2 separate regions of the Mus musculus genome follow, and region 2 is linked to region 1. The links are chromatin loops, found by intact Hi-C in ENCODE. Cell type or tissue: heart. All regions are shown on one strand.

What was found. A loop is a pair of places that touch in the nucleus more often than their neighbours do. Peaks named below come from ENCODE experiments on the same cell type or tissue, not always from the same donor. Only the 100,000 strongest peaks of a DNase experiment are listed, where the experiment ranks them.
Region 2: a loop joins it to region 1, with 2.5 times the contacts of the local background. A loop is called at or near these places in 3 of 42 quality-filtered maps.

What each region holds. Positions count from the first base shown.
Region 1 is chr9:41,325,686-41,328,185 of GRCm38, forward strand. No RefSeq gene overlaps it. Among named protein-coding and RNA genes, the nearest start is that of Gm25401, 13 kb to the right of the region's middle. In heart, no CTCF peak of the experiment used is centred here; a DNase peak (open chromatin) is centred at 1,356; H3K4me3 peaks cover 1,404 bases; H3K27ac peaks cover 1,806 bases.
Region 2 is chr9:41,446,162-41,448,661 of GRCm38, forward strand. All of the region lies in intron 3 of Mir100hg (Mir100 Mirlet7a-2 Mir125b-1 cluster host gene), which reads left to right. Among named protein-coding and RNA genes, the nearest start is that of Mir100hg, 71 kb to the left of the region's middle. In heart, no CTCF peak of the experiment used is centred here; a DNase peak (open chromatin) is centred at 1,500; H3K27ac peaks cover 2,279 bases.

The DNA of each region.
Region 1 (2,500 bases):
TAAACACCTTGCAGTGTGTATGTGTGTTGGGGAGGGGGGCTCAGCTTTTTTCTTCCCTTAGAGAAAGCATGAAAACAAACAAAACAAGTCCCATGTCTGAACACTCCCAAAATTCTCAGAATTACAGAAAAGGAGGCACGTGTGAGTGACTGAATTTGTTCAAGAGCAGGAGGCAAGGAGATGTTTGTGTAACAACAGCCTCAGACAACAGGACCAACCAGAAGCACAGCATGGCTGTGTCATGGCTACAGGCCCTAGGAGAAGCTGGCTTTCTTGTCAGGTTTAGACAGATACCTTTTGTCAATCATGGATCAATGCTGGCCAGGCAAGCTTTGTCTCAGAGGCTTGCGAGGATAATGTTTCTTTGTAAGCGTAGTTTCTTTTGCCCTTTTAAACTCTAATGTCATTGTTTTTCAAACAAAACTCTGTGTGTGCTTTGCTGGAGCTTGCTGGATAAGTAAGCACTGTCATTTAAATGAGTATTTAATGTTATATAACTGTCATTTGGCACTTATAAACGGGAATCTGAAAATATCAGGTGGATAATAAAATAGATTTCAATATCATTCCTCAAAAAGGAAAGTGCCCTCTGTTTTTGTTGTGAATGCTGTCTGAGGCTTCCCTCCCCACGTCCCCTCTTCCCTGAGTAACAATCTTGTCTTCCAAGACCGTCAGAAAAATAGCCTATTTTTAAATTTTTAGACTTTCTGTCTTAGGGAAAGGGAAAATATTGTATGGAAAGCAACAGTGGCAGCCGCAGCAGCAACAACCACAACAATAAGAAATACCTGCCTTACAGTGTCGGCTGAATGCCCACGGATGCAATGCGCATGTTAGACACATCAGGCTAAAATGGATTCTAAGCGTATTCTTAGATTAGATTTAGTTACACAGCATTTTAGAGAGAGGTGACAGGTAAGCTTTCAAAACTGGTAGGCATTTTAGTTCATTGTAGCCAGAAGTTAAAAATAATTGCAATGAATTTTAAGTCACAAGAAAAACCTTCCTTCTGACCTGGCTCCCAGAGCTGGCTGGAGAAAGGCCTTTATCCAGGCATTTGGGACAGCTCTTTCTTTAGAGAAAAAGCCAGCCGTCTGTTTTTCTTCTCTCTGGGGTAGCTGCCATTTCGGACAGGCAGGCACAAAGCCGGGAACATAATCAAGGGCAGAGAAAACTCACCCCATGTTCTATTTGTCATGCTGACCCGCAGGTCATAACCTGAAAGTTTATGGATCAGGGAGACAAGGCCTCCCTGGAAGTCTGTTTTCTGGGCTTTGGCTGATGCTAAGTTCCTGACTTCTGAAAGAGGGGAGGGTGTGGACTTCCAGGGCTAGCCAGTGGGAAGGAAGTAATATTCATTAAGAGTGTCTCATGCAAGCCGCGCAGGCAAGCATGCTCAGTGTAAATTCTCCCGGAGTCTGTCAGCTATGTTTGAACTCAGTCCAGCAGGGCTGCCTTTACTTTTTTTTTTCCCTACCAGGAAGAATGCTCCATTACATTGTGCTTTGCCTCTCTCTCTCTCTCTCTCTCTCTCTCTCTCTCTCTCTCTCTCTCTCTCTCTCTCAGAAGATCAGTAACAATGTTATTTTCTGATCAGTTCAGTAATACAATGCCCTCTGATGTTCACACCAGCATCTCACTGGAGAAGAAAAGAATGTTGTTGGCTACCTGGGACCAGAAGACTTCTTAGGTCAGTAGAAGCTAATCAAGTACTCTCAAGGCTTCCAGAGTCAGGAGTCGTCTTTTCTTAGTAGTTCAGGGAACTGACAGCAATTTAATTGTCTTTTCAACTGGTGGGTGTTCATATACCAATATTTTTTTTCCCACGCGAACTATGGTTTTCTTATGCTAGAGTGATTTTCCAAAAACAGGGAAAGATATATCTTTGGATTAATTTGCATTTGAAAGAAACTTTTTTTTTTTGGTACAGGAGTTTTCTCTTTCTTCTTTCTCTTTCTTCTCTACTGCAAATTATATGTTTTTCAAGTAAATATTGTGGTGAACCGATGTAGCAGTCACAGTCAAATGTGGATGTGGTTTGCATGGCATTAATTCTTGGCAAGGGTGGCTTTCATGAAGTTAGCTTTTGTGCTGCCAAAGATAGAAGGGAGTTAGCTTATTTCTGTCATTGTTTCTGAAACTTTTGGTAGGTTTGGAGGCTGAATTGAGAACCCTTGGGGATGGGGGGGAGGGGGAGAGAGAGAGAGAGAGAGAGAGAGAGAGAGAGAGAGAGAGAGAGAGAGAGAGAGAAGAGCTTTTTTCCTGTTTAATGTGCAAAAAAATGTCTTTTTAAAAAAATATTCAACTCTCTGCTTCTCAGGAACGACTGTATCTTTTTAAGAGTATGTGTAGTGATAAAGTGTAGTTTTGGAGGGAGATAACCAGCAGAAGGCAGAGACAGTTTGTAATGAACAATTTAAATCAAGATCCTCATGGGAACTAGATGCAAGCCAAGAAAAATATCATGTGCTGTGAACTCACTGATTTACTGAGGTTTGCA
Region 2 (2,500 bases), 120 kb after region 1:
GAAACAAATGAAGGAGGGGAGGGACAGAAGGATGGAGGGAAGAAAGAGGAAACTCAGTATTTTATTATCTGGAAAGGCTATCACCATTCTAGACAGGTTGAATATGTTTCTGCTTGGGAGATCTGCATTTTGCTTGTAACCAATTCCTCCGTTCCATATTTAGTATTCCACAATGCCGGCCTAGATTCAGGAATAAGTCCAAAATGGCTGAAGGACGGCAGGGTTTGATCGGTTGCCTCTCTCTCTATCACTGAAGTTAATATGATGCTTATCTGAGAGCAAAGGCACAGACAGGGAGAAATTTAATGCAAATTTCATCAGGAGTCTAGTGCCACTTCACAAAATATTGATTAGGTGTCTGATTTGCTGTCCCCTGACAATGGGCCATCGGAATAAACCAATGAGGTGGGCTTGACTCCAGCTCGTCATGGTCATTCGATAACACCAGGCAACCAATAAGGAGCAGCTACCTTCTGATTGGGTGAGACGCCGGTGAAGGGGGAAACCATCTTAGCAACAGCAGAAGATACTGCACACTCCCTGCACAGACGCACAAACACAGATAGCATGCCACTAACCTGCTGCTCTGAACAGTGGTTGTTTGTGTCTCCTCAGGCTTTTGTTTTGCCACACCCCCTCCAAAGGACAAATTTCAGTTCACACAGTACACTGCCTACCTGGTTAGACAGCCCATAATCCTTTTTTAATGGAATGCAGGGCAACATTGATTGCTCTCTCAGCCCCCTCCAACAGTCCCCTTATTAAGAATGAACTTTGATCTTCAGGTAACTGCACGGGCTTTGTTCTGGAAATGTTCTGTTCTAGTCTCCAGGGAGCAGGCCACATCATGGCCCTTCCTGCCCAGCATGCCACAGGGAAGGGGCTGTGGTATGGGACTGAGCCCACTGGCTGGAGGTTAGGGTTTTTTTTTTTTTTTTTTTTTTTCCTCCCTCTGCTTTCGGTAAGAATGGCAGAAGGATTTTGTGAGGCTGGAGCGAGCTTGACAGTGCTTGTTATTTTCCTCTGAAACTTCCTTTTTCATTGTTCTATGACCCCAGAATGCAGAGCCTCAAAAGCTTTCCTGTTTTCTCTGTAACATTTGGCAAGGTTTTCCTCAGCTACCAGGCTCCAAGCCTTTGACATTCTCCTTTGAAAGGCTCCCTGCTTCTGTGTTTTTATGCTTCTCCCGGCAGCTCCCTTGTTCCCCTGATGCCAGCAGAAGGAGGCTGCTTGCCAATCCCTGGTTTTCCCCAACTAGCAGCTGTCATGACCTTCCTGCCTCATTTTTATCCCCTAACCCCTGTCCGGGGGCTCAGGAGGTATCTGCAGGACAGTGGGGACGGCAGACGATGGAGGGCGCATGATTTCCAGTCTCGTTTATTCCTGTTTAAACACTCTTAGTTTCTTTGCTCTGGTGCCTGGTTGCAGCGTGCATCCTTGGGTCCAGGAGCATCTGCCCATGGATTATCCAGTCCTGCTGGCGTTCTTACCAGTGCTCCCTGCCGACAGCTGTGATCCTGTCTGGGTAGAGGAGCCTATGAGAGAGGACAGCCTTCCCTCTAGGAGGCACGCTGCCATGTCTTCTGCCAGAGGGAAGGAAGTTGAGACGATGTCACAGGCATTTTTTTCCCCCAGTCCAAGAAGGATTATCTGCTAGGAAACGGTACCAGCTGTTTTCCATCTTCCTGACTACAAAGCAGAGGGGAACAGCATGAAATGGAAACAGAAAGGAAGAAAGCAAGATGTGAAGACCACTTAAAAAAAATACCAGGGTTAAGAGAACCTGGATTCTTTTTTCAAATGCTCATTTGGGTTTCCTTTGGGGATGGCTATGGTATGCACCCATTAGAATTTTGACGAACTGTGTTCTTATTGGTGCAGTGGCGTGAATATGATGAAGGGCTGGAGTGTAGTTCAGTGACCGAGAGCTTGCCTAGCATGCATGAAGCCCCGAATTCAAATCCAGCACTGCAGTAAATGGATGAACAATGACCTCGGCCATGCCGTGGCAGCATCATGTGATCCTCGAGTCACACTGGTCTAGATTTAAGGCAGCTAATGAGAGGGTGTTAGCAAATTCCCAGCTTCTCTCTACCTTTGGAAAAAAGTCTGTACAATGGAAATCACACTATCGTGTCTTTCTAAGTAATATCATTTGTGTGTAAAATGCTAAGCTGTGGGCTTACCTTGTGCATTTACACTAAAAATGCTGAATCTTGCTGGATGTTGTGGTGCAAGCCTGTAATCCTAGCACTTTGGGGGCTTAGGGTAAAGGATCTGAAATTCCAGGTCAGCCTGGACTGTACAAATAAAACACTATTTGAAAGAAGGAAGGAAGGAAGGGAAGGAGAGAGGAAGGGAGGGAGAGAGGAAGGGAGGGGGGAAGGAGATAAATGAGAAAGAAATCGAGACAGTCAAACCACAGACAATCTTGTTAAATCTTCCAATCCTAGAACTCCCCCAGCTTCATTCCATTGCTAGACATATGGCACAGTAGTGC